Regions from separate parts of the Homo sapiens genome. Here region 1 is linked to region 2. A link is an interaction called in ENCODE POLR2A ChIA-PET data of the cell type or tissue named here. Cell type or tissue: MCF 10A. All regions are shown on one strand. Each heading gives the region's core, and the rest is flanking DNA. Links, peaks and the distances in the headings are about the cores only.

Region 1 (15,476 bases), core at 4,129-12,128, 230 kb before region 2:
TCATAGAAACCAGAACCCCTTTCCCCCAAAGCCAGGCATGAAACCTAAAGATATCATATACTACTTGAATTTCCCCTTTGCCTGTCTGTGTAAGAACTGGCCATAAAGGAATCAACTGACCTACCTTGTCCAATCATATTTCTACATGGCTGTTCATACTTGGCTGAATCTAAGCATAAAAATGAACAGTTTCTGCTGCATCTTTGGGTCATAACACCCCCATTCCAGAGAGGGTCCTGCTCAACCCAGAAGGAAGACATGCTGCACAGAGATGCCAAGAAGAATCCAGACAGGCCTTGCTGGGTTTCCCCATTCATTCCTTTTTTATTTTTAATTATTATTATTATTTTTGAGACGAGTCTCGCTCTGTCACCCAGGCTGGAGTGCAATGGTGCCATCTTGGCTCACTGCAACCTCCACCTCCTGGGTTCAAGTGATTCTCCTGTCTTGGCCTCCCAAGTAGCTGGGATTACAGGTGCCTGCCACCGCACCTGGCTAATTTTTGTATTTTTAGTAGAGACGGGGTTTTGCCATGTTGGCCAGGCTAGTCTCGAACTCCTGACCTCAGGTGATCCACCTGCCTTGGCCTCCCAAAGTGCTGGGATTACAGGCATGAGCTCCCCATTCATTCTATTATCATTATTCCTACCCTTTTTGTCCAATCATATTTCTACAAGGCTGTCTGTACTTTATTGAATCTAAGTATAGAAATGAACAGTTTCCCCTGTATCTTTGGGTCTTTATTCTGAAGGCTCCTGCATCACGTAAAACTGTGATCCAGTAAATTTGTATGCCTTTTCTTATATCAATCTGCCTTTTGTCAGTGATTTCCAGCTAACTTTCAGAGGGTGATAGGGAAGTTTTCCCTTGGTCCCTGTGTAAACAATTGCCAAGAGGTTTGTTGGAGAGCTCCTGTTCTGCCTCCTGGCCTTACTCACTGTAGCTGCTACTATGCTCTGCCCAGAGCTGGGCTCCTGATGGGGAATGCTGGCCCCATTGGCTAAACGGCTGCACCCTGCCCATCCGCCCTCTGGCCACACTCCCCTGTTGTGCAGTGGGGACCTGGCTCTTGTTTCCAGTCATTGCTACCTGCTGTGGGTGGCTTCCTCCCAGACTACACCTCCTGCTTCCCCTCAGAATTCAAACAGTCCAGGAAATCAGATGACATCCCTATCTATATGCTTTACTCTGGAGAAAGTTTGGATTACATGAAGACCATCTTCAAGGAAGTGCACTCCGGCTTTGCACATCATGATAAATAAGCGAGGACCTCTCCACTCCATTCTCTTCTCTGTCTGTCATCATTAGTGTACTTCATTAAGGCTGAAGTCCACAGCATTTTGGCTGAATTTAAGTCCAACTGAATATTTTTAAAACCGTAATTTTATATAGTAATTCAGACACTTTTCCATCAAGGAGTTAGTAGTCTACCAAGAATTCAGTCCATGGTATGGTACAAATCTTTACCGTACTCAAACCAGTTTTAACAGTGAGAAAAGATAAGCTAAAAGCTCGTGCACAGATAAATATGGGTGTGTGAGAATGAAAGAGAGGTACAGAAATGGACAAAGATGACTGGAGGTGACTGGCAAGGAAGACCAAGCAAGAGCCTGCACCTGCTGGAATGCGCTTATCAGAATCCTAATTACCATTAGAGGAAAAGAAAGACGAAAGATCAATGTAATGTTCCCTGAGCCAGGACTAAACCAGCCTAGAGGCACTAAGGAGTCACTGGTCCTAATCTGTGCAAAATCAGGAAGTGTTATTATGGTATTAACTGGTATAACAAGATTCACCTGAGCTCTAAAGATGTGCAAGTTATTCCATAAATAAAAGACTCTGCAAGAATACTCAGCTGGTGCTTGGAGAATGAGCTTGAACTTTCTGCAGGATGTTACAGACCTTGGATCATCCTAGCCTGAAGATGTGTACATAATTTCTCAGTAACTCCTGGTGGCTTTGCCCAAACTCCATGAAGGCAGAATTGGCTGACACTGCTGAGGAGTGACACTTCATGGTACATAAAGGCCAGGGGAAGACGCTGGCACATCGTGTCTGGTCACTACAGGGAAGGTGGGACAGTTGTGAACATCTGACTGTGGATGTAATATCTGAATGATAATGTGTTATCCATGTGATGGTAATTTTCTTTTATTTTGTTCTGGAATTTTGGCTCTCATGTATATATAACAGGTAAATGCTCTAATAATGATTTAATAAATGGTCTTCAAATTCCCTTAGGAAAGGTAAGGAGTAATTAATTAAAACAACAAAAGTGAAGTGTAGTAAATGTAAATGGTCCAAGAGAATGAACCTTGCTGACTTCTCTCCTTGCACTAATTTATTTCTATTCCAAGTCTTAGGGTCATCAACAGGATTCCTGTTTTACCTGGTTCTTTTGGGAAACAAAAAGCATTTTATTTTTAGAGCTCAAGTGATATGGTAGGCATTGTTCAGATCAGATTCTAGCAACAGGCAAAACCACAGAAGTCACTCAAACCTGTGTCGGGAGGAAACAACACAGTGCATAGAATGAGGAGGATGGGAATATTTTATAGTTTAAAATGAGTAAGGTTCATCAGCAAAAGTGGAAGAGTAGGTAGCTCCAAGGGCCTGTGCCTCCAGAAACATGGAAAACTGCAGCAAAAACTGTCAGTATTAATTTTGTCAAAACTCTGAAAACGGTCACTGATTTACAGCAACCAAACAATGAATAAATAAATTAAAAAAAAAAAACTTAAAAATGGTAGAAGAGCTTTGCCATATTCTTACTTACCCTTGTCTCACCGCCCTCCTCAGCAAGGCAGCAGTCCTGAAGACTGCAGCCTGCATTCCAAGTGTGGATCTTGGTCCCTGGTTCTGGAAGGAGAAGAGCAAGTCTTATTCTCAAAGAATTGTGTTTGTCTGTTCTAACCTGTCTGTGGGCTACCTGAAGGACTAATGCAAAGCTCTTGTCTTTGTTTCACCTAATTCAGAACTTATTCATTGTGAAGGAGCATCTATATGCAGGGAATTCCTGGAAAACATTGCTAGAAAAATGAACAATCCTCTACTGCCTGGGCCAAAAGATTACAATTAAGGTAAACAACTGATCACCAAAAGCTGGGAGGAAAAGTTGGGAGAGAGTTTTATTGGGAAATGAGGGCATTGAACTGTGTCCACTGTGAATTTAGAAAGCCACCTGCATGTCCAGGACAGGATAAATGCTCACAAAAGATCTGAGAAGACCTTATCTTTCAGCTCTGACTGGTCTTTAGACTTGGAACCAGCAGGAAGTGAAGGCTAAGGCAGTGTTGTAAATGACATGGCTAAGTATTGAAGGAGGATCCCAATGCAGAGCCCCATTGCAACGACTAGGAGAGTTTTTTTCCCCCACTTTTCTTTTCTATTTTTGGCTTCTGGTGTTCAAGGGAATCTCTGTCAAGACACTAGTTGATTACAAGCTAAAGGAACAGAGACCTCAGAGATCACATATGACAAAGAATATAGGCTTTACAAAGATAGTTTAGAAAAGTCACTAAGCAAGTGAATAGATACAACCCATAGCAAGCAATGAAAATAAATCCTGAGTAGGGGGAAGAATCTGATTTCCAGAGTTAAAGATGCTGTTTTAAACAAAAAGGTACGAAGCACGTAAAGAAACAAGGAAGTATGGTTCATTTACAGAAGAAATTAACACAAACTTTTGCTGAGGAAGCACAGACATTGAACTTACTAGACAAAGACTATAAATCAAAAGTCTTAAATATGCGCAAAGAGCTAAAGCAAACCAAAAGAATGATGTGTGAACAAATAGAAAATATCAAGGAAGAGATAGAAATCATCATAGGAACCAAGCAGAAATTCTGGAACTGAAAAATGTATTGACATTGTTAAGATGGCAATAATCCCCTAACTCTTCTACAGATTCAATGCAATTTCTATCAAAACCTCAGCTGGCTTATTTGTGAAAATTGACAAGCGGATTCTAACATTTATATGGAATTACAAGGGGTCCTGAGTAGCCAAAACAATCTTGAAAAGGAAGAATAAAATTGAAGGACTAACACTTACTGATTTTAAAACTTACTACAAAGTTTTAAAATAGTGATCAAAATAGTGTGGTACTGTCAGAAGTATAGACATATAGATCAGTGGAATATAGACTTCAGAAATAAACACATACATTTCTGGTCAGTTGGTGTGCAACAAGGGTGCTAAGACCATTCAGTGTGGGAAATAATAATCTCTTCAACAATGGTGCTGGGACAACTGAATATTTACATGCAAATGAATAAAGTTGGATCTTATCTGATACTACACAAAAATTAATTAAAAATGGATCAATGACCTAAATATAAGCAGTAAAACTATAAAATTCTTAGAAAAAAACATAGGAATGACTATTAATGACCTTGGATTTAGCAATGGATGCTTAGATATAACAACAAAAGCAAAAGTAATGAAAGAAAAATAGATAAATTATACTTTATCAAAATTAAAATTTTTGTGCATCAAAAGACATATCAAGAAAGTGAAAAGACAACCTAGAGAATGGGAGAAAATATTTGCAAATCATATATTTGATAAAAGGCTTATATCCCAAATAAAGAACAACTCAAAAAACCCCCCAACTAATCCAATTATAAATGAGCAAAGGACATGAATACACATTTCTCCAAAGAAAATATACAAATGGCCAATAAGCCCATGTAAATACACACAAAATTATTAGTTATCAGGAAAATGCAAGTTAAAACCACTTTGTACTCACTAGGATGAGCATAATAAGATGTACAGATAATAACAAGTGTGGACAAGGATGTGAAGAAGTTGGAATGCGCATACACTGCTGGTGGGAATGTAAATTGATGCAGTCCTTTTGGATAACACTTTGGCAGTTCCTTTAAAAGTTAAATAGTTATCATATGACCCAACAATTCTACTCCTAAGTAAATACCCGAAGTAACTGAAAATATATGTCTACACAAAAACTTGTACATGAATGTTCATAGTGGCATTATTCATAATAGCCAAACAGTGGAAACAACCCAAATGTCCATCAACTGAAGAAAGGTTAAGCAAAATATGGCCTATGAATACAATGGAGTAACATCGGAATTATGTTCTGATGTAGATGAACCTCGAAAATATAATTCTACATGTATGTTCATTGCAGCAGTATTCACAATAGCAAATAAATGGAATCAACCTAAATGTCCACCATCATGCATTTAGGTAGGTGAGATAATTCTTTTTTTTTTTTTTTTTTTTTTTTTGAGACAGAGTCTCACTCCTGTTGACCAGGCTGCCGTGCAGTGGCGCCATCTCGGCTCACTGCAAGCTCCGCCTCCTGGGTTCACACCATTCTCCCGCCTCAGCCTCCCGAGTAGCTGGGACTACAGGCACCCACCACCACGCCTGGCTAATTTTTTGTATTTTTAGTAGAAATGGGGTTTCACCATGTTAGCCAAGATGGTCTTGATCTCCTGACCTCGTGATCCACCCACCTCGGCCTCCCAAAGTGCTGGGATTACAGGCATGAGCCACGGCGCCCGGCTGAGATAATTCTTTATGAGCAGTTTTTACACAGACAGGCAGGGAGAAAGTTAGAGTAATATGATATCTTCAGGTTTTATGGCTGGCTTTGGGGAAAGGGGTTCTGGTTTCTATGACCCTCCTTGGGGAAGAGGGAGTCTAGTTTCTATGGCTAGCCTAGGGGAGAGAATGAGAGGCCAGAGACAGGAGGGCAGGATAAGGTCAGTGAAAACTGTTGCATCTGAGGCCTTCATTTTTGGATATTGTTTTCTGAGCCCCAACAACAGAAACGTCCAGAATAGGCAAATCTATAGAGACAGAAAGTCAATTAGTGGTTTCCTTTGGTTGAGGGACTGGGGCTAGGGCTGGGTGAGGGACATAAGGGAGTGACGGCTAAATGGTACAGGGTTTCTTTTTGGTGTGATAAAAATGTTCTGAAATGGATTGTACTGATGGTTGTACAACTCTGTGAACATACTAACTACTGCTGACTTGTACTCTTAAATGGGCAAATTGTATGGTATGTTAATGCTATCTCAATAAAGTGGTTAAAAATGAGTAAGGAGAGCCCATGTGTAAGATTCTGAGTGTTGAAGGAGGGAAGCTGCAGCTGAGTTTGTACCTCCTGGAGTGCTCCTAGGACCACAGCTGAGGGCTGTGTAGGGAGATAAGGAGGGGGCCTGGCCTGGACACTGCAGAGGCTGAAGCGAGTAGGCACTTGATACTTGAATGGACAAATTCTGAAGTTCCTGGCTCTTTGTTAATGCCCAGTCAGTGAGGGGGAAGAGAAGAAAAGAGTTAGGCTTAAGTCTTAGGATTTGGAGCTCAGAAGGGCTTTTGGCAGTGGCCCAAAGGGATTTTGAATTAAGGCTTTAATAGAACCAGCCATACTGTATATTCACACATCTCTTCACCCCTCACTGAGCATTACACCTGAGGTCTCATTTGGGGTCTTAGTCTGTGAGACTGAGGGGCTGAGAGCAGGAGGATCTCATTTGGCATTTCAGCATGGAAATCTGGCACAAGGAAATCAGTTGCCCCTAAGAATTCTCATCTCCCATTGTGGCATATGGCATTTAAGTTAAATGAAAAGATTTCTCCAGCAGCAAAGCTCACAAAACACTGGGCTGAATCACCTCTGGGAAGACGTGGGACCTTTTATGTAGGAAGATACTTGGGAATTAGATGTAACCCAATATGAGACTGGGGCGTGGATCATTCAACCTTGGAAAGCCCCACAGTCAGGGGATAGGTTGTGATTTAGCCTGTTGAAGGATCAAGATCAGGTATGATCTAATGTGTTGAATAGAGTCAAATGGGTCATTTCACCCAAATTTTAAACTGGCTATTGCCGGCCAGTAATTTATTGTGTGATGCTGGGCAAGACACTTGCCTCTACAAATCGGCTATAAAATTGTAAAGTAAGGACTGGCTTTGAAGGAAATCACTGAGCTGTTTTCTGCTTTCTCTGTTGCTGCTATACTTCAATTTCAACTGTGCTTGTGTCCCAAGTGCCAATATTGCCTCAATCTGGTTCCAACTCCTGTTCCTTAGTAACTTGGCTGGCAGAGAAGCTTCAGAAAGAGAATGGCATAGGTGAAACCATTCTGGTAAATTCCTGCTAAGATATATATGACTAAGAGTTATTTAATATGTGGGATACAGAGAGGAAGTCAGTTACCTTATGGAACAATTTAATGAGCTCATTGCAGTAGCTTTTATTTTGTTTTAGGTGGGCAGATGTTCTGGATGCTTCTTAATTGACATCACTTGAGGTCAGTGCATTTCAAACTTTAATGTACACATGAGTCACCTGGGGACCTAGTTAAACTTGATTCTGATTCAGTAAGTCTGGGGTGGGGCCTGGGACTCTACATTTCTAACAAGCTCCCATGGGTGCTAACTCTGTCTGCTGCTAGGGGACTGTCCTTAGAGCAGAGGCCCGGGTGACCATCAACCCACCTTCAGTGATACTGATGCACTCAGGAAGGAATGAGTTGCTTTTCTCTTTCTTGAAGCCCTTTGACACTCTGCACATGTATCCATTGGAGCACTTTGTGTTGTAATGATTTGTGCGGGGCCCATCTTCTCTATGAGGCTGAAGGCTCTTATACACAGTAGCTGCATCTTATTTATCTCCATTTGCTCTTGACTTCCACCTCTCCTCACTTTAACACTGTGGTTGGCACAAAAAAGGCACTTAATGTATGATGAGGAACAGGCCCAGACAGGCCTGATGGTGATCGGGTGAGCTCATAAATGATGTGGGCTGTTACGTGGCATCTCTGTTCCTGCGTGGCCAGATGGCATAAACCAGTGATTTCCAACCCTGACTACAGATCAGGGGAATTTAAAAAAATACTGATCCCAGGCCCACTCCAGTGTTCTGATTTAATTGAACTGTTTTGAAGCCCAAGTATGAATGACTTTAATAGCCCTCCAGGCTCTTACAGCTCAAAAATAAAAAGACAACCCAATTAAAAATAGGCAAAATATTTGAATGGATATTTTCCCAAGGAAGATTTACAAGTGGCCCATAAGTACAGAAAAAGATATTAAATATCATTAAGGAAATGCAAATCAAAGCTGAGAGATACACTTCACACCTAATAGGACGGTGTGGGAGAATTTCAAACTTTCCCTCTGAAGATTTGAGTCTAAGGCTGTTGAAGTGAATTGACAGTAGATGGATTAACAGGAAAAAAGGCATACAAATTTGCTTGATGTGCCTAAGCATGGGGGAATCGCAGGAGAATAATTACCCAAAAACCCACTGAGGTCCAGATGCTTTCATACTCTTTTACATAGGGTAAGGGGAGACAGGGGGCGTAGGGGTAAATGATTTAGGAGAGATGAATGGACCTTGGAGACAGAAATTAGCTTGGGAAGGATTCTGTTTGTAAATTGAAGGTACTGGAGAACAAACAATAGTTTAGAGCAAAGTTGGTCTGGACTGTAGGTGTGGTGTTTAATTATCAGTCTCTTCCTCTGTGACATGAATTTTAATCTTCTCCGGTTAATGTAATTTTAGTGAAAGGATCAAAGGCAATTGTGTTTCTCTTTAGCAGGCCCAGTTTCTAGGTAGTTCAGGAAATTTCAGAGAATAGCCTCATCCTGTGCTTTGGGAAAGACAGGAGAGGTGGGGGAAGGTCAGAGAGACATTAAGCCAGCTTCTTAATTTGTATGTCAAAGTGCCACATTTTGTAGTATATTTTGTGCCCCCACAATGGATATATTAAAAAAAAGAAAAGAAAAGAAGTGTTGGTGAGGACGTGGAGAACTCAGAACCCTCATACACTGTTGATGGGGATGTAAAATGGTGCAGATGCTTTGGAAAACAGGTTGGCATTTCCAAAAATGTTAAATGTGGAGTTTTTATATGACCCAGCAATTTCATTCCTAGGTATACACCCAAGATAACTGAATTTCATCTTAAAAAATAAAACGTAAAATGCTTCCCAGGGGAATCTGATTTGCAGCCAAATTTGAGAAGCTCTGATGTAAAGTAACCTGGGGTAAATGTTCAAACACTTGCTGTCAAGAGGATGCTGCTGCTGACCAGAAGTTCTCGACTTCAAATGCACATTGGAATGAACTGAGGGACTTCTAAAAAATGCCATTGCCTGGGTGTCCCCAAAATGAGCCTGATTTAATTGTTCTGGGGTACAGCCTGGACAAGCACTGCAGGAGATTCTAATGAGCAGCCAAAATGGACACAGTGCTGATGGTGGTAGTCGTAAGGATTATTGGAGGGCTGTTAAAATGCACTTTCTTGACCTCTGTCTGCAGAAGTTCCGAGTCAGGGGACCTGGGGTGGGGCTGGGCATCTTCATTACTTTTATTTTTATCTCAAAATTTTTTTTTGAGACAGAGTCTCACTCTGTCACCCAGGCTGGAGTACAGTGGCATGATCTCAGCTCACTGCAACCTCCACCTCGTGGGTTCAAGCAATTTTCCTGCCTCAGCCTCCCAAGTAGCTGGGATTATAGGTGCCTGCCACCACGCCCAGGTAATTTTTGTATTTTTAGTAGAGACGGGGTTTCACCATGTTGGCCAGGCTGGTCTCCAACTCCTGACGTCAAGTGGTCCACCTGCCTTGGCCTCCCAAAGTGCTGGGATTACAGGCGTGAGCCACCGTGCCCGGCTGCATCTTCATTATCAACAAGCTCCTTGATGATTGTGATGCAGGCGGCCTGGACCACACTTTGAGAAGCACTACTTTAGGGAAGGCCTCTCGGAATGGAATGTGCATGCAAATCACCTGGGGACCTTGCTAAACGGGAGCTTCTGATTCTGCATTTCTAACCAGCTCCCAGATGATGCCAGGGATGCTGGTCTGCAGACTGCAGCTTGTGTAGCAAGGCTACATAGCCGTGGTTCTCAAAGTGTGAGTCCTCAACGGGCATCAGTATCACTTGGGAACTTGTTAGAAATGCAGATTATCAGGCCGCATCTCAGACTTACTGAATCAGGAACTCTGGGGGTGGAGCTCAACAATGTTTTTTTAAAAAGCATGATTGTATACATTCATGATACATAACATGTATATATACATTGTGAAATGACCACAATCAAGCTATTTAATATGTTCATCATCTCGCATAGTTATCTTTTGTATGTGAAAAGAACACTTAAAATCTACTCTTAGCAACTTTCAAGTATACGATACATGATTATTAAGATTATTAACTGTAGTCACCGTGCTGTGCAATAGACATCCAGAAATTAGTCATCCTGTCTAACTGAAACTCTGTACTCTTTGACCAACGTCACCCATTGCCTCCGCCTCCCCAAGCAGTCTGTTTTAGCAGGCTCTCCAGGTGATGCCGATGCACACTGGAACTTGAGAACCACTGTGGAGGGCTATCAAGTGCTTCTAGTCCCTCCCAGATGCTTCCCAACCCTGGAGCAGCACCTCAGTAGAGCAGCGGAAGACCGCCTGTGGCCTCTGGGAATTGCTGATACCGAGCAGAGACAGTCCCTGACCAGAGACGTTTAGGAATGTGATGGTGGGTGCTGCTAAGGATGAGAGAGTTATTCAGCCCGGGTGGCACAGGGAAGGGCCAGCTTAGCAATGGGCCACTGGGCATTAACGGGAGTGGGGGGCACATTTGTGGCAGGAGTGGATTTGTGAGCCAGGGCCTCCAGTCTTCCTGCATTCCCTCTACAGCTCAGGGCACCTGCCATCCTGGCTGCCCTCAGGTCCCTTGGAAAAGCTGCCCAGGAACCTTGGTAAGTGTTAGGAACGTCATGTGTTACTTCTTTCAGGGTCATTTGCATTTAAAAAGCGGCATTCTGGAGAAAGCACTGTTTCTAAAGTGGAATTTTAAGCTTTGAGGCTCCTCGGTAGGAAGCTGCCTGGTCTTCAAATCCCACCTCCCATATGGATGCAGCTCTGCCTACAGCTTTTCCTGGTGATGGAGGGCAGGCCCCCCTCTGGGTGCAGGCGGCTGGAGGAGCAGGGGAAGCAGGAGCTAAGGAATTCCCCATCGCTTGGCTGCCTCTTGGAATCTCTCACAGCCCCATCCCCTGTGGGAGAGAGGCAGCAATTAGCATAACTGGAACAGACTCTCTTTGTCTACATCCCAGACTGTGGGATTCAGGCCTCCCCCAGAGACATGCTAATTATGTGGAAGGGACCCTGGGTGCCTGTTGGCACCGATGCTGGCTCCTAATGCTGCTACTTTCCGATCAGAAACCAGGTGTAGGTGGAGCCCTGGCCCAGGCTTGTGCATTGATGAATGCTCTCCTCATCCAGGAAACCTGCTGCATGGGCCGCTCGAGCTCTTTCAAATATCTTTCTCCTGCAAATTTCTACAGCTCCTTGTGGTCAGAACAACTTGCTAGCTCTTGGCATTATCTTTTATTGTCTCATCCGGGATTGGTTTTGCTTCCCCTCTAAATTGCAGTTCCTTTACAGGGGACCTTGTTTTATATTTAATAAATCAATCAACCAACCAATGAATATCTATTAAAGAAACTATTTGCCAGGCACAGTGCCAAGCCTGGAGATACAAAGATTAATAAGGCCCCACCTGGAATGAGGCGTGTGCAGCCCAGCGGGGGTGCAGAGGTTACAGCTGAGTGAGCTGCTGTGTATTCCAGTGAATAGAGGGAGGTACTGAATGCTCTGGGGTTTCTGAGAAGAGAGCACTGTAATGTGCCCGGGAAGGGCAGGCAGGTGGGGAGGAGCTGAGGAAGGCTTCCTGGAGGAGGTGACATCTGAACATTATTAAGGATGAGTAGGGGTTTATCACACAGCTGTTTCAGACAGGGAAAGGCATGTACAAAATCACATGAGCGGGAAGGGTTTGAGGCTTTCTTGGAACGACAGGTAGCTAAGGTCATTCAGCTATGGCTAGACGATGGAGCATAGCTGGGCCATGGAGAGGCAGAGAGGCAAAGTGGAGACCCCGAGGTTGGGTGGGTCCTAAAAGGCTCTGTCTTCCAAGCTAAAGAGTTTAGGAGCTGACTTGAGGGCACTGGGCAACCAGTGAGGAATTTTAATGAGAGGGTCATGTGGTTAGAATTATGTTTTAGAAAGAGAATGTGCGTTAGGCTGTTCTTGAGTTGCTATAAAGAAATACCCGACTGGGCCAGGTGCGGTGGCTCATGCCTGTAATCCTAGCACTCTGGGAGGCCAAGGTGGGTGGATCACCTGAAGTCAGGAGTTCAAGATCACGCTGGCCAACATGGTGAAACCTCATCTCTACTAAAAATACAAAAAAAAGAAAAAGAAAAATTAGCTGGGCATGGTGGCAGGTGCCTGTAATCTCAGCTACTGAGGAGGCTGAGGCAGGAGAATTGCTTGAACCTGGGAGGCGGAGGTTGCAGTGAGCCAAGATCGCCTCACTGCACTCCAGCCTGGGCAACAAGAGCGAAACTCCATCTCAAATAATAATAATAATAATAATAATAATAATAATAATAATAAAACTTCACTAAAAAAGAAATAACCGATTAGGTAATTTATAAGAAAAGAGATTTAATTGGCTCACAGTTCTGCAGGCTATATAGGAAACATGGTGGCCTCTGCTTCTGGAGAGGCCTCCGGGAGCTTTTACTCATGGCTGAAGGCAAAGTGGGAGCAGGCCCTTCCCATGGCGGGGAGCTTGGGGAAAGGTGCCACACTGTACAGCAACTGGATCTCAAGAGAACTCACTATTGCTAGGTGAGCACCAAGCCAGGAGAGATCTGCCCTCTTGACCCAAACTCCTCTCACCAGGCCCATCCCCAGCACTGGGGATTACGATTCAACATGAGATTTGGGCAGGGACACATATCCAAACTATATCAGAGTGGCTGCAGTGTGGAGAACAGACTATTGGGGTGTCTGGAAATGCGGAGACTAGGAAGGTATCAGAACTGCTGAGGAGTGAGACCAAGGCAGGGACAGTGGGGAGAGAAAGGAAGCTGTGAGGAAGAGGGGGTTTGGGGATGATTCCAGCTCAATACCTGGGGTTGGAGCCAGGGTACATGGTGGTGCCATGGGAATGGAGACCGAGGAGACATAGAAAGCACAGTCATGGTGGAGGAAGGGAAGCTCTCTTCCTGACAGGTTTTCCCCTGGGAAAGATATCCACAGAGTGGCAGCCACCCCTCTGCTTTCTGTGTCTGTGGATTGGCTTGGTGGAGCTAACTCCTGGGAAGTTAGCTCCCAGGAGTTAGTCCAGACATATGGGTCTGGACTGAAGGAGAGACCTTGATGTTGGAGGTGGTGAAACCTGGTGCCTTAGAGAAGATGTTTTGGAGACCGAGCTGAATTTGAATCCTGGCTTTGCCTCTTCCTAATTATACACATTCGAAGAAGACATAACATACGCTCTGTCTGTGTGTTGTTTGCCTTGTTTGTTAAAAAGGAGTCTAAGTACTATCTTGTAAGATTATGGGAAGACTAAACAAGATAACGTACATGAAGTGTTTAGCACAATGCCTGGGACATTATAGGCACTCAGGAAACTGTTTTAATCAATGGGGGTTGGGGGGGGTGGGTGGTAGTTGAAGCTGGATGCGAATACAATGACCCTGGGGAAATAGAGTAGCATGAAAAAAGAAGAGAACCAAAAAGAGAACCACCAAGGAGTTAGCAGCCAGGGAGGCAGGCGGGGTAGGGAGAGGGAGGCCAAGAAAGGAGGAGAGAGTAACCAAGAGACCCAGATACATTAGGGGGCTTCTAAGATGCAGGTGAGCTGTCTGGATCATCAATGATGAGGTGACTGGTGATTATAGAACAATTTCAATGGAGTGGGGAATGAGTGTGGATAATACTTTCAAAAAACCCTGCTATGAAGGATAGGAGATAATAAAATGAAGAAAAAAGGGACAGGTGTAGGGAAGGCTTCTGTTTTAAGGCAGATTTTGTACATGTCTCTGTCCTTTCACTTTCCACATTTTACTGAAATTGGCTGTAGGTGGATGTCTGCCCTGCAGCTACCCCTCAGCACCCCTGCTCACTGCTCCCCAGCCTCCCCTTGGCACCCCTGCTCACCTCAGTCTGGGCTGCACACTGTTGTCTTAGCCCCGCAGTCCTCTGAAGAGCTTTAGCAAAGCACCCACATGGTTAGCTGGGGTTGCTGGTTGTGTATGCATCTTCCCCCACGAGACTGTGGGGAGCATAGGGACTAGGCCTTCTGTGACTTCAGCCGCCTGCACCTATCCCAGGGCCTGGCACAAAATACGTGCTCAATAGATGTCTCTTGAACCAGCTTGTGTGAGCAAGGTGTTGGATAAAGGCTCCTGCTGCCAGTCACTGCCTACCTGGGGTGAACTGTGAGTGTCCTGGGGTTGGAGGTGAAGGACATATGGTGACTCTGGTGTAACCGAGAAAAATGGTGCAAGAGCAAAGGGATCTGAGGTTGCTCTGATCATTGACCTAAGGCCAATGTCTTGTGAATAGATGCTTAAGTGCGAGCTCAAGCACATTCCCCTCAGGTACATAGACCCAGAATAGCTTACTTATTTGTTCCCATAACTGGTGTTGTGGGTGGCAAGGGTGTGCTGAGTCTTGTCCTTACCGGGCCATGAAGAATCTTAAAAGGGAAGCAGAAGTTACCAGTGTTGATTTCACAAATAGGTGCTAACCACTCACAAATAATATTTCCCTCCTCACTGATGCCTAGAATTTTCCTGGTCTCTGTAAGTGTGAGTTGCAGGGGCGGGGACACATCTTAAGTGCTGTAATAATCTCAGTCTCCTCATCTGGAAAATCAAGGTGTCATTCCAGCTTTCGGTGGCTCTGATTCTGCTTTCAGGTCCGTTCTTGAGAGTGGGTTTTCATCAGAAGGGCCTGGAAGAATGTTAAGCAACTGAGAGGGAAGGAGGGATTCTTTGGAGGGCAAAGGGCTCTGCCTCCCTCCCTGCCCCCAGGCCACTTGCCATCCCATTGAGGAGTGAGGATGACCACAGCAAGTCTTAGGTGATTAGAGGTTTAGGTAGAGCCATGTATATGTGCTCCAATGAGAAGTGGTTGTTTGGACTAGACCAGTTCAGACCTGCCCTGAAAGTAGCCCATAGGCCAATGAGGTGGGCTGAGAACTCTCTGGTTCTACCCTGTGCTGTAACCAACCTTTCAAGGTAATCTAGCACCAGAGCAGACCCAAAACTGCAGGGAGAAAAGGCAGCCTCCTGGGTGCCCTTCCTGGTGCATCCTTCTCTCTGTTCTACAGCAAAGCATTGAAGGAGCTTCTGCCTGCAATTGGCACCGTGAAGAGCTTAACCCACGAAGGCCTGGTTTTGAGTCTTGGTGGGTGGAGCAGAGATTCTGATAAAACTCTGTTCTCTCTTTTCTTTAGCCTTGAAGTTTCAGGCAGGAAAGAAGAGAAGATGATGCATCGCTGGGCTCTGCAAAGGGCCTGTTTTCTAAAGGCATTTGCCTCTCTGTCTGTGCCTAGCCTTGGGCTGGGCAAAGAGGGGTTGCCCCTAACATACTTGGTGATTGGCTGGATAAATTGTAAGCTGAA
Region 2 (15,476 bases), core at 4,102-12,101:
GAACTGAAAAATTGATCTCAGCTCCTTGTGCAACAATGTTCATAGCGGCATGATTCCCAATAGCCAAAAGGTAGAAACAGTGCAGTTTCCATCAACCAATGAATAGACAGAATGGGATATATAAAGGGAATATTAGTCACTAAAAAAATGAAGTTTTTATGCATGCTACAACATGGATGACCTTTGAGAACCTAAGTGAAATAAGCCAGACCCGAAAGAATATCGTATGAGCCAACTTATATGTGATATCTAGAATTTACATATAGAAGCCTACCCAGGGTTGAAGGGAAGGGAGAATATTATTTGCCCAAATGGGTAGTGTTTCTGTTTAGGATGATGAAAGAATTTTGGAAATAGTGGTGATGGTTATGTAATATTGTGAATATACTTAATGCCACGGAACTATACACTTAAAAATGGTTAAAATGGAACACACATACCCCAAAACCATGGGATGGAGAAGAGTACCCTTCTGATAAGGTTGTGAGGATTTGAAGAGTTAACAGGTGTAAAGAACACAGAGTACCATCACTGGCACATAGTAAGTGCTGTATTTGCTGTTATCAGTTTTATAATATGCTCCTTTGTTCCTCCTGCCCATGCATTAACCATTGACCTCTGAACCATGAACTGCTGGTAGAAGCTGTACTTTTACAAAAGTCAATAGGGTTAACTGTGGGAGTATTGCCAAAAAGGAAAATCAATATATCCTGATTTTGTGAAAACACAATTTATTTTTCTTAAACCTCGAAACAGGCCATAGTCAGTAAATACATAGCAGCATTTGAAAATCGCTGGGAAATAGGTTTACAGAATGAAGTCAGCTGGAGCATGGCACTGTAAGATGGCTCTATAGTGGCAGGGGAACCTAGAATTGCCCACGTTTTCATCCATTACCTGAATTATGAATAGAAAGCATGACTTAAATTTCCAGTACCCGTGTGTTTGGCATCTTGAAAGATGGGCCAAAATTTTAAAGTAATTTTAATCATTTGAAAAAGTGGTTTGAAATAATGGGAGAGAAGTTTAAAGGAGAGAAAGGTATTTAGGGAGGAATAAGCAACTAGCCTCACTAATTCAAGGTACTCAATGATGGCTCTGGTGTGGCCTGGCAGAATGATTCTCTGGGATTGTTGACAGCTCACACACAGCCCACTCTGAGGTTTGCTGCGTTTATTATCATGAACCTATCACAAGGCATATGTATGTAAAATGTGAAATGGCAGGAGGCTCTGGGAAAAAAAGTCATCTTTGTAGCACTTAAGGGCCCTTGTATTTCTCCACATTAGTTAGATGTGACAGTAGACTTCACTACCTAAAGGGTTTGAAGAAATTTTAGAGAGTATAAAAATGGGAAAAGAAAGTGAAATATTACCTATATTATCACAATTCAACAGCAAAAGGCATGTATACTTTTAATCAATTAAAGTATATAAGGTGGTCATTTCACAGAAATCCTCCTGTGAATGCTTTGGTGAGTTTAACAACTTCAAATTTACATTTTTAAAGGTCAGTACAAAGCTATAAAAAGCCCAGAGCGCCCAAGCAATGGTTTGCTTTAACAAGTAACTTGTCTTTATCACACATGTGAGTTCAAATGTAGGAGGGCAGGACTGATTGTTCACCATTTCTTCTGAGCATTGTATAGGTAGAAACAACATAAAGCTATAGCTCATGAAAAAAATATTTTGCTAGAACTGCGAGACACTGAAATTGATTACTGAGGAAGATTCAGAATCTGACTGTACATATTTTGAGAGAATAGTTGGGCTTAACCTCCATTATATTTTCCCTTTGTCCTTGATCCATTAAACCTGCAGTATGATGTGGCATATATTTTTTAACCTGAATTCTCATAAACAGTGGGGTTGCCAATTTATGAGCAGTTATAGTTCTCCCTCTAATGTGTGTCTCAGATATTCGAAACTAAACAAGACTTTCTAAACTTGCACTTTTGTATAAATTATCAGCCCTCCATAAAAATCCATATAATGGGTCCAGGTTCAGATATCTCAGTGGCTTCTGTCATCAAACTCTTCCCATTCAGCAGCTGACTATGAGCATCCTAACTGGATCCTTTCTGTCAGCGCCACCCACAACCCCATTGTTGTATACATGTTGGTGAGTAGAGAGACTCACTCTGCCTGCCCCATTCTGCGGCCTGTGTCTTTAACAATCGACTGTGTTTCTGTCATTGCCCTTAGGAGAACAACCTTTAGTCTGACTAGGCACCACTTCCCAGACGTTCCCTCTGTTGGCCTCTGTTCCCTACTTAGATGCTGGGCTAAAGTTCATTTAGGCTTTTTTTTTGCCATGGCTCTTTTCAAACCCCTTTTTAGCTCTTTTCAGGGCTCTCTAAATCTCTGGATCTACATTGAAACACTGTAAGGAGCTCCAAATAAAATCCCAGGAGTATTCCAAAGGGAACAGGTTCTTGTACAAAGCTCCATGTTTCCTCACGTTTCTTCAGTGTCTTTGATAAACCTCCATTTGGTTCCCTTTTTCCTGACTCTCCCTCTGATGACTTCCCCCTGAACCCCTTTTTAATCCTTGTTTTGTGTCAATATCCCTTCACTGGCCAACAAGGTCATTTAAAAGTTTGAGGGAGTGCTATGTCTCCCCTGAGGTGCTCCCCACAGGTAATCATGGGAGAAGTGTGGCCTGTTTTCTGAATCACTGCGACATGACTATCATTCCAACACTGTCACAGTTACTATCACATGCAAAGGTCAGGCGCTCAGCCATCACCTTGGGCTCAGCTTAAGGAAGCTCATGTTTAAGTAAAACATTCCCATCATCTTAGGAAAAGACAGATTTAAATAACCGTTTTCCCTAATACATTTTCTTTCAAGCATTTTCCTAAAAGCAAATATTGTCTTTTTTTTTTGAGACAAGAGTCTCACTCTGTCGCCCAGGCTGGAGTTCAGTGGCGCAATCTCGGCTCACTGCAAGCTCCGCCTCCCAGGTTCACGCCATTCTCCTGCCTCAGCCTCCCGAGTAGCTGGGACTACAGGCGCCCACCACCACGCCCGGCTAATTTTTTGTATTTTTAGTAGAGACCGGGTTTCACCGTGTTAGCCAGGATGGTCTTGATCTCCTGACCTCGTGATCCACCCACCTCGGCCTCCCAAAGTGCTGGGATTACAGGAGTGAGCCACCGCACCTGGCCTATATTATAAGTCTTAGACAAAGATTTAAGAGCTCAAATTGCTTTCTTTAAAGAACATTTCTTAGTTCCATTTATGGTTAGGGCTGATATTCTGCTGACATTGTTAATTCCATTTGGTGCTAATAGTTCAGTAACATGCTAGTGGCAAATGACATAATGCTTAAACTATGTCTATAATCTGAGAGGCAGAGATGATAAAAGTTGAGTTTTCTGTGTGTAAACAGTAAGTTACTCATGGGTGATACGGTTCATGTTTACCTAAGTAGAAAGTCTAGGAATGTAAGGTCTCCCAGCATATATGTAACCAGTATTTTAGTAATAAAGAGAAGCAAGATTAAAGCCCAAATTTTTAATTTCCTTTATAGTCGTAGACTGGACTTTATAAAATTACTATCTTAAAACTCACCTGGATTGTTCGTATAAAGGCCACTGTTACCCGTTCTTCAAATTCATTCAGGGGAGTATAAAGGTTTAAAATTTTGACAATCTGTTGGGGATAAAAACGGAATTTAGCACAGAGCTAAATGAACATGAGACAACTTTTGAACTTTAAAGAATATGTGACATTGGTACAAGAGTATGATCCTCTTTAGACAAGGCCCACAACACAGATGGAGCTGGACTGACATTTACACTTGGAGCCTGCATCCAGGAAACTAGAGCCCACAGCTTTGTCAGGTGGATCTGAGCCCTCTCACCGAACTCATGTCTCCTGTAAACCCACCTGCCCCTCCCCACTATGCTCATTGGTATACACAATGAGGAGTTTAGAATGCAGTTGCCTGAAATCCTCAGCCTCATATCTACTAGTAATTTAAAGGTTTCTTCTGAAGAGTACTGGAGATCTTACCTTAGATGAGAAAGGTCTTGTTTAATACCTAACTACCCCCTGTCCCCCAACATTGTTTACAAATGAGTATTTGAACAGGAGATACTCTTTTGTCTGCCTACCACTGGTTTGGTGGAAGTAGACTGCCCAAATGCAATGCCAGCTGCATCTAGAAGGAAACTTACTTTAAGTGAAATGTATTTAAAGAGAAGAAAAATGTTTGAAGACTTTCTGGAAATGTTTACAGAAGGAAGCAGTTTTTTAAAGAGTTAGATATTTAATATTTTAATAGTAAGCAGAGGAGGTAAGGAAAGGTGTTCACTTTGCTATATTAAGATGTGTTTTTCTGTACTGAGTTTGGATTTTGTTATTTATCTTTCAGGGACTGGCAATGTGTCGGCAACTGAATCATGGTTATACATTTTTTAGGGAAAAGGAAAGTAACACTTAAATGCCCCTAAGTTCTTAATGACTTCATTTAAAACAATATAAATGAGTGTGAGTGAAAATATGACCATATTGCAATTAGTTTTAAAGAAAAGGTTTTTCTTACAGTTATATTTGTAAAGAAAGCAAATACCTGATGCTGCCAATTTCTGAAAATTTGTGGATTTCTATGTAAGAAACATTCCAGAATTCATTATATTTAAAGAAGTTTTTACCTAAACTTAACGTTTTGTGAGTTTGCTACCTTATCTTTTTAAGTGAGTAAGAGGGATAGAGAGTTACTAGAAAACAGTATCTGTGGCATCTTGTTTCACAGACCAAATGGTTTTTGGTTCATCTAGGAATATCCCATCAGCTGCACTTCAAAATTGTCTCATTAGGGGTATATAAAGGGTGGGAGTGCAACACTAACAAATAACCACCAACGAGAACAGACTTGGAATGGACTCAGGGCTTCCTTGGAATACCATGTTGACAGAGGTGCAAAGTGACTGTACCTGCTGGGTGCTGAGGGAGGTACACAGGGAGCAGATAGCCTCTGCGTCCTCCTGGGTTTTCTTCTTTAATTGCAGGAGCTGGGCTGCTTGGATCAGAGGTTCCATGGTCTGAACTGCTCCACTCTGGTGAAGGTTTCTTCCCCGAAGCCACTCCTCAAGCTGACTTATATTGTACCTTAGCCATAGGTAGAAAGCAAGCTATGTTAAGCCGGTCCTCCTAATTCACTGAGAAGGGGACACCTGTTGTGTTTTGCAGGCCCGCTGCAGCTAGTGCCATTATTTATCTCACACGGTTAAAAAGCATGGCAAGTGCCTTGCACTCAGGAACTATTTGTTGAATAAAGAATGAATAAATGAATGAGTGGGTACTTAAAATCAAGCAAAGATGAAATACCTGAAGTGTCTACATAAGTTAACAGGGAAAAACAGGCATTAAATATACTGAATTGTAAGTATTTATATTTAACATTCACAAATGTATTTATACTTCTATGTGAGCCTTCATGCCTCTTAACTCATTGAGTTTTCTCTCTGACCTATCTGCTTTGTATTCAGTCTTTAACTTAGAGTATGTCAACATCTTTAAGCTTTGAACTAATTTGTTTACCAAGTCAACCATCTCAGTGTTCGACGGATTTCACCAACAGGTAAAAAGGTGATGGATTTGAGTCACAGACTGATGGAGACAAGGACTGTCAATTAGATTTGGATTTCATTTTTAGAAACAGCAGTCTTGTGTTCTGATTCTAGCTGCAGTCAGTGAGGGCCCACTCTATCTGTGTTGTTGGGGGGTGCTCCTCCCTTACCTGAGTTGCATGCCTGTGCTCCAAGAGCAGACGTCCTTCCGCAAGAGCAGGTTGTTAAGAGTCACTGCGTTGATCATGTAGAAGAGCTGTTTGAATACCTGCAGGATGATCTCAGGGTCCAAGCCCTGGTCACACATGACTGTATGAAAGGCATTCATCTGGCGGATGATAGCTTCCAGGCAGTATGAGTTATCCCCATCTGCCATGCTGGAGGAGCGCTTCCGGTAGCCGGTGGGCTTCACACCAGATAGACCCTGAATGCTCTCATTTTCCAACATGGCAGAAACTGAAATAAAAGCACAGTTAGAGAAGCTTGCATTCCCCACTAACAATGCAAAGATTGGACCACTCAAATCATTTAGTGCTCCGGGCTTTAGCAATGATACCATCCAGAGGTGTGCAATGTTGACATGCTTAGGAACTTATAACATTTGGCAAAAAATTTCTAATGTGTTGATTTCTGTATGGAATAAAACAGCTGTGGACAGCATTTTCATTTAATTTACTGGCAATTAGACAAAGATGATGGGCATGTACCAGCTCGATTTGGTATCGCCTGTGCTGAAGTCCACAGTTTGAGAATTGAGCAACCTGGGTGTCATCCTCGTCCAGCCACTGACTATGTAAATAAGAGCTTCATTGGTCCGTCATACTTACTAAGCAGCCATTACCTATGCACCAGGGGCTTTATGTTCAGTATCTCTTTCAATCTTCCAACAACTCTATAAAGTACTACCCATTTTTATGAGGAAGTTGAGGTATAAAGCGGTTAAATAACTTGTCTGAGGTCACACTGATAGGGAGTGGCAGGGCCAGGATTTAAACCCAAGTCTGTCTGACTCCAGAACTGCTGCTATTAACCTTCACATTATTCTGAGTATCTCCAGCTTGATATGTCAGTTCTCCCTCTGTCTGGTGCCTTATAAAAAGATTTCCAGACAGGAAGGAGGGTTTGGAATGAACCTCATTTCAAGTAATGTATTTCTAGATTGGTCCTTCTTGGGATTCACTCATAACCTACTTGTGTTGTAAGAACCTGGGGAAAGCATTATGAATAGGTCCAGGTACACTTTCCTTCCCAGCCTTTGCAGAGCACAGTGAGTAATGCATCTACACATAATTTTTCTTCCGATTGAAAATGTAACTGCTCTCATTTCTCAATTCTGATTTCATGTTCAGTGCCCAAGTACACTGCTTGGTTCAAAGCAAGTGTCTAATAAATACTGATGCATCGTGCCGACTGCTGTGTCCTTTCGCATGAACACTCCTGCTTTTTTCCATGAATCAAGTTCATAATAGGTTAAGAGGGTTATGCTTTTTCACTGTATATGCATTTGTACCTTTTGAGTTTACATTTATTATGTATTAAAATTTGGGAAAAAATACAACATATTACAGAAAAAGAGATAAAGGGAAAGTCATCTATGCCTCTTGCACTGTGTCAAATACTTTCACAGCTTTTTAAGCATGATGTGCACACCTCAGTTCTGCCTTCACTGGAAGGTTCTGGCTTTCTGGAGGTCATGGCTAAGATATCTGGTTCCCGAAAGGCAGAGGGTGCTGACCACGCCTTCCCCTCATTTCAGACACCATGATGAGTGATGTAGCTCTCCTGCTGCCAGCTTACCTATCATCGGCTGTAACACGCCCTCGGCAATTTTAATGAGCTGCTGGTAGATCTGAATGGAAAGGTCACTCAGCACCTGACGGTATTCGGTGAGGTCAAAATTCTTAAGACAGTGTTCATTCTGCTTTGCAGTGTTCTGAGTCATGAAGCCCTGCAGAGGGAGAGGCGTGCACTACTGAGTTCTCTGGTCTGCTGGGCCCAGCACAACTTCCAGGGCTCTGGTAACTTTAGTCATCTATTTGGTGGGCAGGGGGCCTACTCAGGCCCTCCCTATGTAGATGATGTTTTACAAAAGCCTGTCAGTTCTTTGAGGCCTCATTGATGACCCTTGAACTTGAAGGATGTAGAAAAACTCAACATGAGAGAGAAAGCCTGAATCGCTCAGTCCAAATCCCTGAGGCGAAGTGATTTCCCTACGGTAGCAAAACCTAGGTTGGTACCAGGTCCAGAGAAAGGGATCCCTGCTTTTTCCCTTCATCCAGCGCTTTCCTCAATATATCAGGTCCCCCTAAAATGTTAGATGATGTGCAGCCTCTAAAGGAGTGTGGCCATGGGCCAGATTATACGCTTGTATGAGGAGAAATTTTATACAGATTCTATCACTGGTTATCAGAATTAATAGATGAACTAAAGTGATTTCATAGCTACCGCACTGTGTCCTCTTAGCTTTCTGTATTAATCAGATGAAATCACATGTAAGTTAAGGGAACTGCTGATATCAGAAGGGCTCATGTGACCAATGTCCTTTTCATTCAGGCCTAGGGAAACCAGTATCTGCCAAAAAGATTAGTGCTCCCAAAAGGGCAACCATCTTCAGCAAGGCCTGTTGTACTGTGTCAAATACAAAGCCATCTTAATATGAAAAAAAGCAGGCAGAAAAGGGGATAATTGTAATGATGAAGATAGAGTCAATCATTCTTCCTTGTTATTTGGACTACACGGATCTGGTCATGCTGTGGTTCAGCTCTTGACCCAGAGAATATGAGCACATGTAACCACAACCTAATGTAATGGAGTTCTAGGTCCTGCCCTAGCCTTATATAACCTCCCATTTAGAATGTGTATAACATTGGGTAAAGTGATGGACCTCAATGAAATAACATTACATGTAGTTCTATGCTTCAAGTAAATGCTTGGATATTATGATTTTGTAACAGAAGTCATGGGGTTTGAAATGGCTATTTCTTTAACCTTTGGCCCATCTCTTTTATAATAAAAGCAGGCCATCAAATGAAGTGCTGGTTCTTAGGAGAGAGATGGCGTCAAGCCAACTGCAAAGAAGGTAAGACTGAAAGGAAGGGCATATCCTTTTACTAACCCAGGGAGAAGAGTCTGTCAAAATTGGTTCTGGCACAAAAGATGGAATAAAGCTTTAAAAATGGTCGCACTATTTTGGTTTACACTATGTCTTGACCTTGGGAAGGGTGGATGGTGAGATATGTGAAAGGAAGGGGAAGAAAAGTTGGAAGACCTACAGGAACCTGTGAGCGGGCATATCTGGAACAAGCTGGGATTCTCACCAGAGAAACTAGAATGGAAACAAGCCACATATTACTAGGTCATTGGGCAGAGTGCAGAGCATGGGAGAAGTTCTTTCAGGGACCAAAGCTAGGAATGTGAGTTCCAGAAAAAGCTGGGCCTTACAGGTCCGGTGTGGATTGTGAAGTGATGGGGTTAGTAGTTGGGCCTCAGGTCAAGGAATCCAATTTGGATAAATGCATGGAGCTGGGCCTCCAGGTCAGTTTGCACACACGTAGTTCTGATTATGGTGTGCCTCTGTTCTTGTGGCCATCTTTGTCTATCTTGAAATGGACAGATTAATCAGTTGGCTTAGGAGACAGGGTGACCCACTAGGCAACTGAGCTCCCTGCCAGTATCCACTGCAGTGGGGCTTCTAGAGCTGATACAGAAATGTCAGGTTACAAGAGTTTCATGGAGACTCCCAGGGCCTCTATTGATCATGGGTTATGCAGACTCTACTTACATAACCCAGGAGTGCTTTTTGGGGCCCCTTGGGCTCATCAAGGCCTCCTAGAGGCAGGTCTCCTGTGGCTGGCCTTATTGCTGCTTCCAGCCACGAGGCATGATAAGGTGTGCCCACGGTCTGAGGTCCCCAAGGGTGCTCCAAAGACCCCACTGACCTCTGAGGGTATACAAAGCACTTCTCAACCACATTTGGATGAAGCAGGAATGCCTCCTGGGTGCCTGGCTCCCCACTCACCTCATCCCCGCTGTACTGCTTCAGACAGTGAAGAAGGCGGCAGGTGTTGGATAACCAGAATGACGTCATCTCAAAGTCATCATTGTGCTTCTGTGAAAAGAAAAGGACATCCTCAGCTCTAAGTGGCTCCCATCTGGTGAAATGCTTCCTCGGTACCTCTTTCCCCACATTTCCTACCCTTACCTAGTGTTCCTGAGCAGCCCTGAGGCTGGGCAGGGCACTTGCCAGTCACGGGGTTGAGACCCATTGCTGAGAGGCTGTGTGAGTGTTCCTCTACCACCAGGGATGGTGCACAGAACCCCCACCTTGGTCTCCTGATCAGTGGTGCACATACAGGGACACACATAAAGGACAGGCTGCCTTCCATGGCTGAAGAATGAATGCAAAGCTGAGTGACAGATGAGGCTCTGCCCCAACAGCCCCGGGCTCTCGTCTAACCGCCTGGGCTAGCTGGCTCTGTTTCTGAACTGCCAGTTATCCAACACAAGGGATGCTGAAGAGCATAACAGCAAAATAGTTTGGTGTCCCATTTATCTAGATGTCAGATGCATCATGGCTTTAACTCTCTAGAAAATGGCTACAAACCCTAACTAGGTGAAAAAGCCTGCTCAGCAACCCAAACAGCTATGAGACAGCTGCTGCATTAAAGCTGATGACTTCACGCAGCTCATTCTGTCAAGTAAGCGTTATCATTATTTAAATGACAGAGTGGTATGAGGTACGACCAAAAGAAAAAAAAAAAAAAAGAAATGAGGTTGAATAGAAAGTGACTGCTGGGGCTGGGACATGCTATTTTAGCTCAGAATTAGGGAAGGCTTTCCTAAGGAAGTGACATTTGTGTCAGCCCTAAATTGGCCTAGACTGGCCGAAGATTCCAGCTGGATGGTGCTCACGAAAGAGGATCAAGGCTGGAGACACAAATCTGAGAGCCACGAGCATGCAGATATGTTTTAGAGCCGTGAGTGGATAAAATTGCCTGTGGAGGGCAATGCAGCTACTGAGGGCAGGAAACCAGACTTAAAGGCTGGCTCTGGAATTCTGAGCAGCAACCAGCAGCTCAGTGGACTCCAGAATTGGTTTGGACTCAGAGCTTTTGAGAATGGCTTGTATCCTGGAAGCAGTAATGTGTAAGAACTAAAGATGGTCTCTAAGAGCAATAATACTCGGGGCACAGGCCTGCTAGCAGGTAGAAATCCCTCTCACTGAGGGTTCATCTCCCTCAAGAATCTCACCTCCCCCACTGCCTGGCCCTCATCCATGTGTGGACAGGCCTCACCCTCCCTGCAGGCCAGCCTGTTTCTGCAGTGGCTGCACTACATTCAAGAAGAGCCTTGTGCCTTCAGGTGGCATTCCCGAGCACCTTTAACACCATGCGGCAAGCCCTGTCCTGGCCCAGGTTGCCTCACCTTGGGAGGTGATGGAATGTCACAGCCCTCCCTGTGTTACCCCCCAGGGAAGCAAGCACCCGGCCCCTTGGAAAGGTGGAGAGGGCCCATGTTTCAGGGGTGTCCCTGAACTTGCTCCAGGGTGAGGCCCACACACCCTTGGCTGCAGCAGGATGTCTCCCTAGCACCTCTGGCAGTGGGCAGGCCAAGGCTTCTGTAAGCACTGGGCATGTCTGGAGGCTCAGCAGGGAGGAGCTGGAGGGCTACCTACACCAGAGTCCTCGGCTTTCTGCCATTGCTGGGCCTGAGCATCCTTCTCTGGGAACTGCCAGGCATCCTGGTTATATGGATGCTTCTGTGGCTCATTTACCTTCAAAGTTGGAGCCCTAGGAGCATTCACTACAGCCAAACCCAGACACAGAGAAGCAACAGTAAGGGGCTGGCTTCACTCTACCCACCACAAACCATGACCTTCTGCAGGGGCTGCTTACTTTCAGGACTTTCTTAATGCCGTTGATGGTGGAGGTCAGCAGGGAGTGCACCTTGAGATCGTCGTTGGTGTAGTCCGCGTGCCGGATGCACATGTAGAGGATGTAGGCGGGGAGACAGGGCACTGTGCCCGACAGCATCTGGGGCTTCAAGTCTAAGGGCAACGAGAGCAGCAAATGGCAAGTTAGATCTATGGGGGACAATGGAGGCTGTCAGAATCCTCATCTGAATAGACGTGTTTTCAATATTTCCCCATAGCTCATCTAGGAATAGATGTCTCAAAGAGGATTGGGAGAGAAGCCACCCAGGGTACCCAAACTCCCGAGCATGCCTACCAGTAGTTTCAGACACTGTGGTTAAAAACACAAACAAACAAAACCACATTCCTAATTGTCTGCACTATAACCCTGAAACAGGCTTCTAATGCCTCAGCCTAACAATATGGAGGAAAAGTGCCTGCAAGTTACACAGATGCCTCAGTCCGCAGCCAACAGGGGCCCATGGCAAGTGGAAGGCTGAGGACAGGGCCTAGCTCCCACATGGGGGCAGGAACTCCTGATTCGTGGGCACCACCACTTCCAGAAGGCAAGGGCTGGCTCCAGAATTAGACAAATTGTATGTGCCCAAAGACAGGGCCAGCCTGCTGAGGGCTAGGGAGGTTGGAACAATCTCTGGCCCATCAGTTCAGGAACAAATTACCCAGCCGTGCTTGCCCAGCTTCACAGCCAAATAGATCAGGCAGGCCCCCCTTCCCCACCCCGGTGCTGCTGCTTGGCATGCATCTCTCCAGCGGCTCTCTTACTTCCCCCAACTGCTCTCCTCTGTATCCCACACTCCTGTCCCTGCCTGGGCAAGGGCTGCTCTGGCTGGACTGGAAGGGCCTTGTGAGTCTCCCCATTAACTGCAGACTCAGCCCTTTGGCCCTTTCTTGCAAAAGGCCCTGGAGGGACAGGAAGCAGCTGTCAGACCATTTTCTATTCCAGACCATGCCAGCTGAGCCAGACTTAAGGCAACAGGTGGTGGTAGAAGGCCAGAGAACTAGGGGGAAAGGCCTGGTGCAAAGGCAAGATGACAGGTGAGAATGGGGCAGGAGCACAAGGCCCCAGGGGTCTCACCATAGCTCTGCACTGTATCTCCAGCCCTTGTTCTTTACACTCATACCCTCCCAAACGAGGCCTCATGAGCCACCTGTAGGCTCAGAATGGCAATGAAGGGAGGCCACCTCCCTCCCACCTGCAGGTGGGCAGTATCCTTGCAAACCTTCTACCAGGCTGGTCCTGGGCTGGGCTCTGCTGCCAGCAGCTCCAGTTGGTACTTGGGTTACATTGTCCCTGCTCCAACGCATCCTTCTAGTTAAATGATAACTGTAGGCCATAATACTCTTGAGTACATGGTTGACATTTGGCCATTTTATAGGTCCAGCAGATGGCTGTGGATTGGCCATTGGCTCTAGTTAGAATGCCAGTCATTTATCCAGGAAAATGTATTTTGTAGGCCCAGACTTCCAATCCATAACTTCTTACTTCAAACCTGATCCATGTGCAGATTGCAAACAACTTGTCCTGTCTTGGAATGTTCTATTGTGATTAAATAAAGCTTGTTTGGGTGCCCCAGCTAAATGTTAGCATCTTGGGGAAGAGACGATGACACTAGTTTTATTTCTCCTCCACAGCAACTGGCCAGTGCCAGGTACCTAAGAGGTAGGTGGTCGGCAGTCAAGTTTTGGCATTTGTTTGGATGGGGTCTTTTGGAGGGAAGATGACTGCAGGATTTTCCTAGGTAGCTCAGCAGGAGATGACCTTTCCTGGGGCCACCTGAGCAAGGGTCATCTCATGCTGATGGCAGGGTTTTCTCTGTAAAAACCCTGGCAAATGGCAGGAGGGAGCCACCTGTCTGACACAAGCAGCCTTATTTATTGAAAGTTTCATTCACCAGAGATGAAAGGTTTGTTCCTAATTGCATTTGAACAAGATGCAGTCTGTTTAAGGAAGTTTAAGATAAACTTACACCACATTTAATTAATTGCTGGACAACTGTAGGGGAGATTAAGCTTTTTAAAAGAGCAAAATACATCTAAGAAGCAGGCTACTAAAAACACACAAACCAAACAGCTGGAGCAAATCTGTTTAAGGCAGATGTCACAATCTGTTCTTCCTGGGTCCCTCGGCCCTAGGCACAGTGCTCAGCAGAGTCGGACTTCAGTCTTACATAAGTTTCTCTAAAATAATGCTTGCCTTGCCTCTTATTTGAACTTCAAATATTCCTGCAAAAGCTACCACTCCTTTGAAAGCCTCACATTTGAGAAGGGTTTTGCAGTTTTAACACAGCATTTCGCCTTTGACACACTTCACATCATGGGGCAGGCAGGTCAGTGTCATCATCCCATTTCACTAAGGTGCCATAAAGAAGGGAGCTGCTGGCTCAGGGTCCAGAGGATCAGACCACCAAAGATTTCTCCTCTTTCCCACAGGACTCTCTCCTCTAAGACTCTTCCTGGCTCTGCAGGGGGATGCTGGACTGGGTTGGTACAGAGCAGGGAGGTGGCCTGTTGCAGTGGCCTGTGGCAGATGGGGCACAAGACTGGAGGGGAGGGAGCTGGTACGACTGGCAAAGCAGCACTGGGCACAAACCTGAGCAAGCTGCACAGGTCACACAGACTCCCTCCTGGCCCTTGCTGAGCAGCCAAGAGGGACTCGGAGGGGTGGCGGGGGCTCCTCTTTTCACAGAGAAAACCCTGCCCTCTTGGCAGCTAGTGTGGAAGGTCTTTCAGTCCTAGGAGCCCAGCTGGGGAAGGAATTCTGAGCAGTGGTTCTCACAGCTGCCTGGTGGCCCCAGGGAGCACATGGGGGTGGGAGGCTGGCAGGCCAGCCCTGATTCAGCCACATGCCTGGATAAGAAACTGCAGATGATCGCAGGGACAGTAAAAGCCAACCCTGATGAACTTTGACAGTGGGACCAGGGTGATCCCAGACAGACTGCAGAAGCTCAGCATTCCTCACTTTAATGAGCCTGTGAATGTCACCTGGCATCTTGTTATGTGCCTTGCAATTGAGGAGGCCTGGCACGGAGCCCGAGACTCTGCATCTCTCACCCCTTCCCAGGGGTGATACTGATGCTGATGCTGATGCTGCTGGTCCAGGGACCATGTATGAGCAACGAAATACGAACTTTCATTCTCACAACTCCATGCCAGCGGCATGATCCCCTTTCCTGTGCTCTACACAAGAACACTGGTGAGTAGCACAGCCACGGCCATGTGCGGCTAGTTAGGAAAGAAGCCAGGTCTGAACACAGCCCATGTGATTCCAGAGACCACACCCACATGTGCTGTACCACACAGCACTTTAAACTGTAAAGTCCTAACCAAACAGAAGGAGTCTGAATCCTTGATCCACTGCTTCCCAGCTGTGTGACCTGGGCAAGTTACTAGAGTGAGTCTCTGTTTCCTTCAGTGTAAAATGAGAAAGCAGCAGTTCTGACTTAAAGGGAGGTTGTGAGGATTAAAGGAGGGATGAGTCTGGTAGAGGATGTGCTCCAAAAGCATGAGCTTCCATCATTGCCAAAGCACTGTGGCCTGCAGAGAGCTGCACCAAGGAAAGGGGGCTGTGGCTGCTGCTGAGGAAAAGCATGTGGGTGGCTCCCCTCCCACTTCCATCGTATGGGCAGAACAAAGAAGCAGTGGGTCTTGCCATCGAGAATAGCAGCTGGACACAGCAGGAGCTGGGGGGAGGATGAGAGTAGGTGTGGGGAGTGGAAGATGGGGGCAGGTGCAAGGGCAAGTAGGAGACAGAGGGTGGGGGCTGTGCAGGAGGTGAAGGAAGGGGTGTGGGGGTTGTGCTGGGGATGGAGATGGGAGCGGGGGCTGAAGGAGGGGCAGGCAGCATAGGGTGGCACAGAGGGTCCTTACCTGTCACCAGGTTCCGGATGAGGAGGGCCTCGTCCTCTTTGTGGTACTCCAGCATGCCCTGGAAATCCTTCTCTTTCCGCTGGACCGTGACCTGCCTGT

The links. Peaks named below come from ENCODE experiments on the same cell type or tissue, not always from the same donor. Only the 100,000 strongest peaks of a DNase experiment are listed, where the experiment ranks them.
Region 1: POLR2A ChIA-PET joins it to region 2 with 5 read pairs; 1 of 35 experiments calls an interaction of 5 or more read pairs at or near these places.

What each region holds. Positions count from the first base shown.
Region 1 is chr18:49,602,344-49,617,819 of GRCh38, forward strand. It overlaps LOC105372112 (a long non-coding RNA gene), which reads left to right and starts at 10,349. Exons shown (of 5, transcript XR_007066363.1): 1 at 10,349-10,526. RefSeq lists enhancers at 6,712-7,911, 10,258-11,134, 11,135-12,010. In MCF 10A, for the core only: no CTCF peak of the experiment used is centred there; DNase peaks (open chromatin) are centred at 7,308 and 7,748.
Region 2 is chr18:49,831,769-49,847,244 of GRCh38, forward strand. MYO5B (myosin VB) reads right to left here. Exons shown (of 40, transcript NM_001080467.3): 33 at 15,378-15,476; 34 at 11,473-11,624; 35 at 9,597-9,686; 36 at 7,376-7,526; 37 at 5,749-6,034; 38 at 4,943-5,117; 39 at 3,576-3,656. SNHG22 (small nucleolar RNA host gene 22) reads left to right here. Exons shown (of 4, transcript NR_117096.1): 2 at 7,508-7,596; 3 at 8,595-8,657. Among named protein-coding and RNA genes, the nearest start is that of SNHG22, 25 kb to the left of the region's middle. RefSeq lists enhancers at 13,681-14,182, 14,905-15,406. In MCF 10A, for the core only: no CTCF peak of the experiment used is centred there; a DNase peak (open chromatin) is centred at 7,423.